Regions from separate parts of the Homo sapiens genome. Here region 1 is linked to region 2. A link is a contact called in ENCODE Hi-C or POLR2A ChIA-PET data. All regions are on one chromosome and are shown on one strand. The core of a region is the stretch at or near the end of the contact, and the rest is flanking DNA. Distances in the headings are between cores, read along the strand shown.

What was found. Hi-C counts contacts between places; a loop is a spot of excess contacts on that map. ChIA-PET counts read pairs that join two places held with the same protein, here RNA polymerase II (POLR2A). Pooled maps may share reads with other maps.
Region 1: a loop to region 2 is called in a map of endothelial cell of umbilical vein, with 3 times the contacts of the local background. The contact joins two enhancer-like sites. A Hi-C loop is called at or near these places in 4 of 168 maps with a recorded cell type or tissue (Caco-2, Calu3, PC-3 and 1 more) and 1 of 50 pooled maps. POLR2A ChIA-PET finds 5 or more read pairs at or near these places in 7 of 52 experiments (A549, A673, AG04449 and 4 more).

Annotation. Positions count from the first base shown.
Region 1 is chr5:16,851,009-16,857,492 of GRCh38, forward strand. All of the region lies in intron 2 of MYO10 (myosin X), which reads right to left. It also overlaps the pseudogene RNA5SP179. Among named protein-coding and RNA genes, the nearest start is that of MYO10, 82 kb to the right of the region's middle. Within about 2 kb of position 4,608, at least 2 of the 41 ENCODE cell types and tissues checked have a DNase peak (open chromatin) inside an H3K27ac peak, as active enhancers do; they include A673, where a contact is called at or near this core.
Region 2 is chr5:16,885,964-16,892,458 of GRCh38, forward strand. The region is part of intron 1 of MYO10 (myosin X); the gene reads right to left. Among named protein-coding and RNA genes, the nearest start is that of MYO10, 47 kb to the right of the region's middle. Within about 2 kb of position 3,833, at least 8 of the 41 ENCODE cell types and tissues checked have a DNase peak (open chromatin) inside an H3K27ac peak, as active enhancers do; they include A673, where a contact is called at or near this core.

The DNA of each region.
Region 1 (6,484 bases), core at 3,358-5,857, 34 kb before region 2:
GCCAGGCTGCTCTTGAACTCCTGACCTCAGGTGATCCACCCGCTTTCAGGCTCCCAAAGTGCTGGGATTACAGGTGTGAGCCACCACACCTGGCTTCAAATGCCTTTTAACCAAAATAATAGACAGCGTAAGACTTTATTTCTACCATGAGCTCAATTATACATTTCTGAACTTGAAGTCCTTCAGGGAAAGAATGAAAAAGAAGACATTATGTTCCGGAGACTCTGTTATTTGTTCCCTTCATGATTTCACATTTTTTTAAGAAAAAGTTATACTTCAACCCAGAGCAGTGGCCTTAGTAATCACATCCCAGCTATGCTAGTTAGCTTGGTTTTATACTGGAAAGTAAGGTCTCCAGTACTGACTGATCCTGGAATTGCTTCAGTATATGCAACAGAGAAGTAGCAATCAACACATCTTTACAAATGACACTTTAAAACTCGGAAACTTGGGTCACATGTTTGTTATTAGGATCAATATCAGAGCACTCAAATGAAAATATCTTATGAACGTTAGAGAATTGTATAAATGTAAGGCCCAGAAAGCACCTCCACACAGGTGATCTCTTTAGTGCCCAGGTCATAATGTGAGCTCACTGTCCTTTTGAGGATGAAGGATGTGAAACCTTCATCATGGTTTCACATTTATTTGCCATGCTAAGTCCTCTGCGAAGATCAAACCAAATAATGCAAACTTAAAATGATGTCAATTAATATATAAATTAGGATATCACTTGTTAATTTAATTGAAGAAAGACTTAATGGCCGGGCGTGGTGGCTCATGCCTGTAATCCCAGCACTTTGGGAGGCCAAGGCGGGCAGATCACGAGGTCAGGAGTTAGAGACCAGCCTGGCCAACATGATGAAACCCTGTCCGTACTAAAAATACAAAAATTAGCTGGGCATGGTGGCAAGTGCCTGTAATCCCAGCTACTCAGGAGGCTGAGACGGAAGAATCGCTTGAACCTGGGAGTTGGAGGTTGCAGTGAGCCAAGATCGTGCCACTGCACTCCAGCCTGGGTGACAAAGCAAGACTCCATCTCAAAAAAAAAAAAAAAAAAAAAAAAAAAGAAGACTTACTGATCACTGGGAAGGAAAGAAGGAAGGAAGGAAGGGAGGGAAGGAGGGAGGGAGGGTGGTTGGTTGGTTAACTGAACAAGCCCAGTAAAAAGACTGTGTATAACTTTAGGTACATTAAAAGGACAATATACAATTGAGAGTACAGGCTAAAAAAAAAAAAAAACAGGCACAAAGAAACAAAAAGTATAGATTCTAGGTCACCAGTGACATTTATTATTGCTGTCACTGAATGTGCAAAGGGGCTTAATCGTAGATGTATAGAAAAAGTTCTTCTCCCCATGCATATGTAAATTAACTCAGTCATCAGTTAGGGTCTTATTTTCAGTTTTTATCCTAAATGCATTCATTCAGAAGAGTTTTTTGGCCAGCAGATATAAACAAATTAACTGACCTTTTTTTTGCCTCTGGCTTTTAGACACTAATCAAATTTCTTAACGGTTTTGTGAATTCCTGTCATGATTCCCTAACCTGCTGGCTGACTACTCAAGGGTTCGTCTGTATTATTTTCCAGGCCCAGACTAGCTGGACCTCATTACCTTCAAGCAGAAGATAGCCCGCAAAAATTGAATGAGGCCTGATCCATACATGAGAAGCCCTCTTTTCTCCCTATTCTTCTGTTTTCTCATGTGACTTTGATCAAAGCGCTCTGGACTAAGCCTGGTCACACGTAAATGACACAGCAAAACTAAATGATCTGGAAAGTCCTTTCCTGCCCCCAAATTCCCTGAGTTTAACAGACACCCAATAAATGCTTGAATTAAAATGCCCCACATAAACCTCATGGGAATTTCTTCCAGGAATTCCTCAAAAGCCTTTGCCAAGAAGGCACAGAGAAATTGAAGAATAACAACAGTAAACTGTCCACGTCAGGACTAGTGAGGGTAGAACTAGGAATGAAATGGGAATGGTTCTCACCCTAGAGCTGACATAAGCCAATATTAGTCACTACCTAAAAAGAGAGCCTCGAAATCCATTATAAAAAAAAATCATGATCATATGTTGGCCGGGCGCGGCGGCTCACGCCTGTAATCCCAGCACTTTGGGAGGCTGAGGTGGGCGGATCACACAGTCAGGAGATCGAGACCATCCTGGCTAACACAGTGAAATTCCATCTCTACTGAAAATACAAAAAAAAAATTAGCCAGGCATAGTGGTGGGCGCCTGTAGTCCCAGCTACTCGGGAGGCTGAGGCAGGAGAATGGCATGAACCCGAGAGGCGGAGCTTGCAGTGAGCTGAGATCGCGCCACTGCACTCCAGCCTGGGCGACAGAGTGAGACTCCGTCTCAAAAAAAAAAAAAAATTCATGATCATATGTTATGTCAGTTCTCTTCTTAAAAAGTTTTATCTTCCATCTTTAAAGATTCCTACACTTCTACAACATTGCCAAAATGTCAAAGCCACCTGCAGTGGTCACTGTCTCTCCTTTTGAATGCAAGGAAATATTCATGACAGCCTCTCACCTACTTCAACAGAAGAGGCATGAGGAAAATGATCCCTGGTAATACCCAGGTGTAAAATCTCTGGCATTACTCTTTTCCCAGACAGCCAAGAGGCCAGCTATTTATTGTCAAAGGCTGTCACCCCATCTGCTGTTGTGCCATCCTATACTTAGGGGGCCTCAGTGTCACTTTGCCCTGTGTGCTATCATCTCTCCCGTCCAGGATGACATCCATTCTTCACAGTGGGAGAGAAGAGCGGGTCCACACTGTCTACGTAAGTGTGTTCATCAAACCTCTGCTTTCAACCTCCTATCCTCCTCCTGGCTACAGAACCCTTTCCCTGAGCTCCTGTCACAGAGCCCGTTTTCTAAGCCTTCCTTATCTTTCAATCTTCTCAGGACTATTAAAAAAAAAAAGCTGTGCTCATTTTCAGATATGAGACTATAACTAGAAATAGTGCCTAAGAGTCTACGGCCTTACTATCCTGAAGGTTCGTGATCTCGTCTGATCTCGTGAAGCTAAGCAGGGTATTGGGCCTGGTTAATACTCGGATGGGAAACATAGTCCTAAGACAGACAATCTAAACTGATTTTTTCTAACAGCATGTAAGAATTATCTCACTGCTCTTAACTATATTTCTGATCTTAAGTATATATAATATCACTCTTACTTTTAGAAATATGAAATGCATGGCCCAATATTAATGCTGTAAGAATTAGTCACACATGGCTAGCTATATTTCTTCTAGGTTTTATCTTTTTCTTTTCTTCTTAGGTTTAAAAGACTATTCCTTTTAAATAAAATGTAGCATATTCATATAATGGACTATTACTCTGCAATAAAAAAGAGTGAAGTGCTGGTACATGCTGCACCATGGGTGACCCCTGAAAACATTATGCTAAGTGAAAGAAGCCAGACACAAAGGACCACGTATTGTTTGATTCCATTTGTAAGAAATGTCCATAACAGGCAGAGCTATAGAGACAGAAAGCAGCTGCCCAAGGCTGGGGGAGGAGTGAGGGTGGAGGGAGAGCTTGGGAATGACAGCTCAGGGTTACAGCGTTTCTATTTTAAATAATGAAAATGTTTCAACATCTATTGTAGTGATAATTTCACAATTCTGTGACTATACTAAAAGCCACTGAATTGGCAGTTTAAGTGGGTGAATTATATCACAATCAAACTGTTCAATTAAAACAAAACAAAACAAAACAAAACTATTGGCCGGGCATGGTGGCTCACATCTGTAATCCCAGCACTTTGGAAGGCTGAGGCAGGTAGACTCCCTGAGGTCAGGAGTTCGAGACCAGCCTGGCTAACATGGTGAAACTCTATCTCTACTAAAAATACAAAAATTAGCCGGGCGTGCGTGGCGGGCACCTGTAATCTCAGCTACTCGGGAGGCTGAGGCAGGAGAACTGCCAGAACCTGGGAGGCGGAGGTTGCAGTGAGCCGAGATTGCGCCATTGCACTCAGCCCAGACGACAACAGTGAGACTCCATCTCAAAAAAAAAAACCAAAAAAACTGTTGCTTTGTATTTCAGACCATCACTCAAGCTAATGCAAGTTGTTAACGAATCAAATCCTAGGTGCTAAAATGTGGCTTTAGCTGCTTTTCCTCTTGTAGCTAAAAGTAACATCTGCAAACTATTTTAAAATCTCCATCAAAGATAGCAATGAGCCAATAATGAATACTCAAGAGTATGGCTTTCCTCAAATGGCAGGAATTATTTTTTCTCTATGGTATTTACTTCATCTTAACCATTGCAGATAATGTCCCGAACAGGGAACATCCAAAATTCAGGGAGTGGATGCTGAAGTCTACACTCGCTGGTGCTACCTCCAAACATCCATGAGGCCCATGTATTACTTTCCAAGGCAAGTTATGACCTTTTGGTGGAGGGAAAAAAAATAAAGCGAGATACATGTTTTAAATAAACTATCTTCAGATGTTAATTATAAATACATCTTATATCAGAAAAAAATAAATGCTAAAGTTGAAATAGCTGCAAATTTTAATCTCCCTGGTTTATCACTGCTCGGGGAAGGAAATTAGGTTAATCGGACAGGATTTGCCCTTTACAAAGGCATGTTGGCAACATTCCCTGGAGGCCTGATCTCTTTTGAGTCCTTTGTTACAAAAGCTTCCTGAAACTCGGGACAGCATATGCTCCAACCCATTGTCATAAGAGTGACTGTCTCTCAGCTCAGCCAGTTAACATCTGTCATTAGCTCTGTTTGCAGGAGCAAAAGCAGATGCTTGGAACAAGGCACTGTGAACTCTGACGTGGCGGGGAGATGGATGCATTTTAGAACAGCAGATCATTCCAGGAGACTGAAATGCTCACTGAATTCTCAAGGGTTAGCTACCTGTTACCCTCACTGGAAGACCTACGCTATTATTAATTATCCCAAAATGATTCCCAGAACCATCTGTAACATCCAAACAGCAGCCAGATGAACGACGGACTTTAACGTCTGAAACGAAGCAACTGCATTTGAAACTTCTAACACAGGCCACGAGCTGAATTTACAAATGGAACAGTATTGTTTTCTGTGAGATTGCACACGCCTGCATTCAAGTCTTCATCTAGGAAACCCTCTGGGGATTTCTTTTCCCTTAAAAATTCATTAGAATAATCAATCGTATGACACATCACAGCTTGTACTGCAGCCGTCTCATCTTTAACAAGTTCAGGAAAATGTGTCAACACAGATATTTGCAAATTCTAAAGAAAGACCTGTTCAAGACCAGGCACTGTGGCTCACGCCTGTAATCCCAGCATTTCAGGAGGCTGCATCATTTGAGGCCAGGAATTCAAGACCAGCCTGGCCAACATGGCAAAACCCCATCTCTACTAAAAATACAAAAACTAGCTGGGCGTGGTGGTGTACACCTGTAATCCCAGCTACTCAGGAGGCCAAGGCAGGAGAATCGCTTGAACCTGGGAGGCGGAGGTTGCAGTGAGCCGAGATCGCACCACTGCACTCCAGCCTGGGTGACAGAGTGAGACTGTGTCTCAAAAAAAAAAAAAGAGCGAGCCGTTTCTTTCCTTGGAGTATTTTAAAGGTATCAATGAATCATTCAAGCAAAGTAAGTGGAAGAAGGGAGGTGGAGTCTACAGATGGGGCCTCTTGTCTTAGAGAGTCTTGCTCAAGCTTCCGGGATCTGATGGGGGCAGGGACGAGGGTAAGGAAGCAGGTGCCAGCATGCATGATTTAGGGATGAGTCCAACGCTGCAGTCATGCATGACCCTGAGTGAGTGGTTCTTAAAAGTTTCCACCCAAGGGCCTCCCCTTGCCTCAGCCTTCTTCTGGCCATCTTTCTGGTTCCTTCATGCCAGGTGGCATGGACAATGGGATAAAAGACCATATTAGAAATCTATGGAAACTTTGGGAGTTCCAACAGAAGCATTTAAATAGGAATCGAGCTTAGAAAACAAGCAATATGTATCAGCCTATCATGGCAAATGATAAGTTAACGATTTAACTGATCTTCCATGTTAAAAATAGGCATTATATGTGTCAATTAGGTTAGTATATGCACAATCAACTCGCTTTCTGAAATACTTCGAGGAGGAGAGCTTCCTTGGAAATGTGCTGGGCTCTGATGAACACACAACACACAGGCTTGTCCTCATTTTGCTGTCCCTGAAAGCAGCTCTCCCTTAAGCCAACCCAGAAAACAACACTGGGTTACAGACTAAGCCACTGGCAGGTGTTAGTATTTAAAACTAAGCACTCAAGACTACATATGGTTTCTGACACAATACTGCTCAATAAGGATTCCTTTACGGCAGCAGCAGTTGAAAAAGGTACTCAGGCTGTGAAAGTGACCACCTGTATTTTTAAAGAACATGCTTTGGGAGGAAGACGGTGTATGAGATGCTTTTATTTAGAGCATGGATTTCAAAAAACAAATCCCCACACATAGCCTGCCAACCCCTGCAGACCCATTTTCAAAG
Region 2 (6,495 bases), core at 2,583-5,082:
CATAGAGTACTCAAACAGAGTAGGGCACCCACGACAGCTAAATGAGTCCCTCTGACTCAATTCCTTGTCTTGAGACTACAGGGTTTTAAACCCGAAGCTGGCAATCATTTCTGAAGAACTGCATCCAATTCTACAGAGGAAAGCTTCAGTTCAGCCACGGCCATGTAGGCCCTGAAAGGAACACAGGCGGTTTTTAGGCTCAGGTCAAAGGATGCGGAGCTGAAGGAGATGGCAAGTCAAAGCTCCACCCTGACCAACTACAGAGGAAGGAAAAGTAATAAAGTGAGTCTCAAGAGAGAAACTTGGTGAGCACATAGTTGATAAAGTTGGAAATGTGTGGTTTGAGAGTCCCGAGTTTGTAATATTTTTCTTTGGGCTGGAGAACAATTATAGACGTTTGTTCTCTATATAGGCAACCGCAAGAACAACTGTCCCGTGCCCATCAGAGAGCTAATCCCAGGGGAAAATGTGTTCCTGACATTGTGCTTCAGAATTCCGACATAATTTCTTCTCAAAGGCGCTGCCAGAAGTGTTGGGTAACTCCCCAGACTGGCCTATTGCTGAAATGCTCTACATTTTTTGAAGGAATATATTTCAGCTATTTATAGCTTTCAGCTACATCATCATCGTCATCATCATTTCTCAAGCTTGCCTATGGGCTAAAAGATCATTTGTAACACTACTGCGGCTGGGCACAGTGGCTCCTGACTGTAATCCCAGCACTCTGGGAGGCTGAGGAAGGCGGATCACTTGAGATCAGGAGTTTGACACCATCCTGGTCAACATGGTGAAACCCCGCCTCTACTAAAAATACCAAAATTAGCTGGATGTGGTGGCACGGGCTTGTAATCTCAGCTACTTGGGAGTCTGAAGCATGAGAATCGCTTGAACCAGGGAGGCAGAGGTTCCAGTGAGCCAAGATCGTGCCACTGCACTCCAGCATGGGTGCCAGAGCGAGACTCCATCTCCAAAAAAAAAAAAAAAAACAAAGCAAAAACAAAAAAACACTATTGCCACTGAAGACCACAGTGTTCCAAATACTAATAAACACACCTAAAAAAAACACAGTAGGGTTGTAAACTGAGGCCTGCCTGTGCTCATTACCATAAAGTTCACAGACCAATTTGTCCCATGTTTTTGGTCCTTCCCAGCTCTCTAGTGCACCGGATGGGAAGGATCGAATAGCACCCACATTCCTTCCCCTTATCCTGCCCACAGTGTCAAACTCTGTCACCACTAGGAATAGCAGCTTTCATCCAGAGGATAACATGAAAAGTTTACGATAGTAAGAGGTGGAGAGGAAAAGAAAGCGGTAAAAGGTATCACCAACAATACACTAATCTTTGGTCAATGTTCCAAAGGAAAAGATACAAAGATTCACCGCCATCCCACACTTCCAATCAAAATCAAAACCAAAATGAACTATGCTAAATGGCAGGATGCCTCAATTATAAATGTGTGATTCTGTAAAGAGTTTATTCCCATAGTTATGGGTTCCAACTTGCCAACTGATTGAGTCCTGAGTTTTATTATTATTATTATTTTTAGATGGAGTCTAGCTCCGCCGCCCAGGCTGGAATGCAGTGGCATGATCTCGGCTTACTGAAATCTCTGCCTTCTGGGTTCAAGTGATTCTCCTACCTCAGCCTCCCAAGTAGCTGGGGCTACAGGTGCGCACCACCACACTGGGCTAATTTTTGTATTTTTAGTAGAGACTGGGTTTCACCATGTTGGCCAGGCTGGTATCAAACGACTGACCTCAGGTGATCCACCCACCTCAGCCTCCCAAAGTGCTGGGATTACAGACGTGAGCCACCATGTCTGGCCTCAGTCCTGAGTTTTATAATCTGATTTCCCCCACCTTCCTCACAATTCCTTAAAACACCTTTTCAGTTAATCTTTTAAACTACAGTGACCAGAAATAGTCCCAGAAACAATTTTTAACACTAAAAGAAATGAGACATCTCCAAATTGCTGAGAGTACCTCAAACATTGTAGGAATGTGACGATACAACAAATAAAAGTCAAATTTTTCCATCTATTAGTTAACCATCATTATGTAGCCAACACATATATGTTTATTAGAAAGTGGACCTAAAGAATCAGCCAACATGCCTAAAATAATTCATCCATCTGTAAATCGTTCCACCCACTCACCCATTCTTCCATCCCTCATACTTCCACAAGTCCATCCTTCCACCAAATATCTCCTAACACCCCCTCCCCAATCATATACCAGGCACTAGGAAAGAGTGGACGGCATGTAAAATAATTCTAGCTCTAGGCTGGGCATAGTGACTCACACCTGTAATCTCAACACTTTGGGAGTCCAAGGTGGGAGGATTACTTGAGCCTCAGAGTTCAAGACCACCCTAGGCAAGATGGTGAGACTTCATCTCTACAACATTTTTTTTAATTAAAAAATTACTCAAGACCAGCCTGACAAACATGGAGAAACCCCATCTCTACTAAAAATACAAAATTAGCTGGGTGTGGTGGTGCATGCCTGTAATCCCAGCTACTCAGGAGGCTGAGGCAGGAGAACTACTTGAACCCAGGAGGGAGAGGTTGTGGTGAGCCGAAATTGCGCCACTGCACTCCAGCCTGAACAACAAGAGCGAGACTCCGTCTCAAAAGGAAAAAAAAAATAGCCAGAGATACTCCCATAGTTGGGAGGCTAAGGCAGGAGGATCCCTTGAGCCCAGATGTTCGAGGATACAGTGAGCTCTGATCGTGCTACTGCACTCCAGCCTGAACAAGATAAGCCAAGACCCCCATCTCTTAAAAAAAAAAAGTAAAATTTGAATTAAATAAAATAGTTCTGGCTCTAAAAAGCACAGAGGTAAACTATGCCCACTCTAATGCCCTTCCTATCTGTTCTCTCTGTTCCATAGGGAATAATTACATAATATAAACAATAGGCCAGGCCAGGCAATGGTGACTCATGCCTGGAATCCCAGCACTTTTGAGAGGCTGAGGTGGGAGGATCGTTTGAGCTCAGAAGTTTGAGACTAGCCTGGGCAATATGGCAAAACCCTGTTTCTGCAAAAAACATAAAAATTAGCTGGGCATGGTGGCACATGCCTGTAGTCCCAACTACTCAGCAGGCTGAGGTGGGAGGATGGCTTAAGCCCAAGAGGCGGAGGTTGCAGTGAGGTGTGATTGTGCCTCTGCACTCCAGCCTGGGTGACAGGGCAAGACCCTGCCTCAAAATTTAAAAAAATTTAAAAAAAAAAAAAAAAAATCAGCCTGGCCAACATGGTGAAACCCCATCTCTATTAAAAATACAAAAATTAGCTAAGCATGGTGGTGGGTGCCTGTAATCCCAGGCAGTCGGGAGGCTGAGGCAGGAGAATTGCTTGAACCCAGGAGGCGGAGGTTGCGGTGAGCCGAGATCACGCCACTATACTCCAGCCTGGGCAACACAGCAAGACTCCATCAAGAAAGACAGAAAGACTGACAGAAAGAAGGAAGGAAAGGAAAGGAAAGAAGGAAGGGGAAGGGAAGAAAAGAAAGAAGGAAGGAAGGAAGGAAGGAAGGAAGGAAGGAAGGAAGGAAGGAAGGAAGGAAGGGCGGACGAAAGGAAGGAAAGGAAGGAAAGAAAGAAAGAAAACAGCAGAACAAGCCAAGAAAGACAAGTAAGTAAATGGAGCTAGGAGACACAGATTTTATAAAATGTATAAAACTGTCCCACTAAGAACTCTCAAAAACTAGTGGGAAATCCTGTTTTTAAAGCACACAAAACAAAACAGCTGGTTTAAGAACTGCATTCCACTCCTCTTGGTGGAAGCAGTAGGAGGTACAGGACAGAAAGGGCAATAAAAGACCAGCACAAGATGTTTGCACTCTGCGTGAAATCTGATACCAGACATCCTTACCTCCCATTTCCCAGTTTATTGTCCTTTCCTCCTCTTGATAAGAATCATTTTTGTGGGGAGAGGGGGAGAGAAATGCCTACAAATAAACAAACTGATAAGATTTTCTTAATGGAATCCCAGTTGTGTTCTGGCTACCATCTGTTTTCAGAAAAAATACACAAGTATGCTCAGAACAGGAGTTTGTTGTTACTTCATAAAAATGAACGACCCAAGAACACAGTGGGAAGAAAATAAACTTAAAACAGCCATTTGTCATTTCTGTTTCATACATATTAATTAATTCCTTTGCAGATTTCTATCACATATCGAAAACAAATTTTTTTTCACAAAATCATACTTCCTGGATTAAAAGGTACATAAAAGATAACCTAGTCCAATCAAAATGACACATAATGTGTTGGCAAGAATGTGGAGAAACTAGAACCCTCGTGCACTGCTGCTAAGAATGTGAAATGATGCAGCTGCTGTGGAAAACAGTTTGGCAGTTCCTCAAAAAGTAAAATATAGAGTTAACCATATGACCCAGAAATTCCACTGCTAGGTAAATACCCCAGAGACGTGAAAACATATGTCCACACGAAAACTTGTACACAAATGTTCATAGCAGCATTATGTGCAATAGCCTGAAAGCAGAAACAACCCTCATGTTCATCAACTAGTGAATGGATTTTTTTTTAATGTGGTCTATTCATACAATGGAATATTATTCAACTATAAGGTTGACGTGGTGGCTCACGCTTGTAATCCCAGAACTTTGGGAGGCCGGGGCAGGCAGATCACCTGAGGTCAGGAGTTCGAGACCAGCCTGGCCAACACGGAGAAACCCTATCTCCACTAAAAATACAAAAATTAGCCAGGTGTGGTGGCACATGCCTGTAACCCCAGCTACTCTGGAGGCTGAGACAGGAGAATCACTTGAACCCGAGAAGCAGAGGTTGCAGGGAGCCAAGATCATGCCACTGCATTCCAGCCTGGGCGGCAGAGCAAGACTCTGTCTCAAAAAATAAAATAAAATAAAAATGAACAGAGAACTGATACATGCTATAACATGGATGAGCCTAGAAAACACTATGCTAAGTAGAAGAAGGCAGTCACAAAGGACCACATGTTGTATGACTCCATTTATATGAAGAAGTTAAATCCATAGAGACAGAAAGTTGGTCAGGCACGGTGGCTCACATCTGTAATCCCAGTACTTTGGGAGGCCGATACAGGCGGATCACATGAGGTCAGGTGTTAGAGACCGGCCTGACTAACGTGGTGAAACCCAGTCTCCACTAAAACATAACATTAGAAAATTAGCCAGGCGCGGTAGCAGGTGCCTGTAATCCCAGCTACTTGAGGCTGAGGCAGGAGAATTGCTTGAACTCTTGAACTCAGGAGGCAGAGGTTGCAGGAAGTCAAGATTGTGCCATTGCACTCCAGCCTGGATGACAGAGTGAGACTCCGTCTTGAAAGAGAGAGAAAAGGAGAAGAGAAAAGGAAGGAAGGAAGGAAGGAAGGAAGGAAGGAAGGAAGGAAGGAAGGAAGGAAGGAAGGAGAGAGAGAGGAAGGAGGAAGGAGGGGCAGGCGGAGGGGAGAGGAGAAAAGAAAGCTCACTGGTGGTTGCCCGGGGCTGGGAGGAGGGGAGAATGGAGAGTGGCTGCTAACAGGTACGGAGTTTTGTGGGGGGTTTTCTGGAGTAGGAAAATGTGATAAAATTAGATAGTGATGATGGTTGTACAATCTTGTGAAGATACTAAAAACCACTGAATTATATACTTTAAATGGGTGAATGTCATGATGTGTGAATTATATCACAAATTAAAAGAGACAGGGAGGGAGAGACAACTATGCAGACAAATAGGTAGACTCACACCTGACCTCATTCACTCCCTGGAATCCGTTATCCCAACCACCATCTTCATTCTTGACCCTCCTTATTACATATGCAAGAAGGTCCTCTTTTCAGTTTGCACTAGTTTTTGTGGAGTTTCCATTATTTGCAAGTAAAGGAATATCAGCTCTCATTTTCATCACACACAAATGTTACAGGTTTCAGAAAACATCTAGAAAGCAGTTCACAAGCGAGACCTGTACAAATGTCTCTAATTTTTATATACTTTCTCTAGAACACCAAAACAAGTTATTTCAGTGCTTTGACTAGTATTTACATCATATTTATATCATTTGTATTATGGGAGGCAGAAATGGATTTTACTTGCTGTGGAATCCTCAGCACCTAGAACAGGGCCAGACTTATTGCTCCGTTGAATGGTAAATGCATCTACAGAAACCATGCTACCAAGAGAGAGAGGCAGGGCTGCTGGAAGGTTTCAGTATGAGGTTACAGAAATGGCACTGGGTGCTCCCCTAGAAGACAGGGACTCAAGCTCCAGCTCTTCTACCCATAGCTCAGCACAGTTATTCATTACTTGAGATCTCTCTGCACAAAATGAGTTGACACCTAGCTTATCTGATACATAACACAAAAAGATCACATGAGACGGCTAACCAAAATGCTTCAAGCCATGGGGTTGCCGGGCACGGTGGCTCACGACTGTAATCCCAGCATTGTGGGAGGCTAAGGAAGGCAGGTCACTTGAACTCAGGAGTTCAGGATCAGCCTGGGCAACAT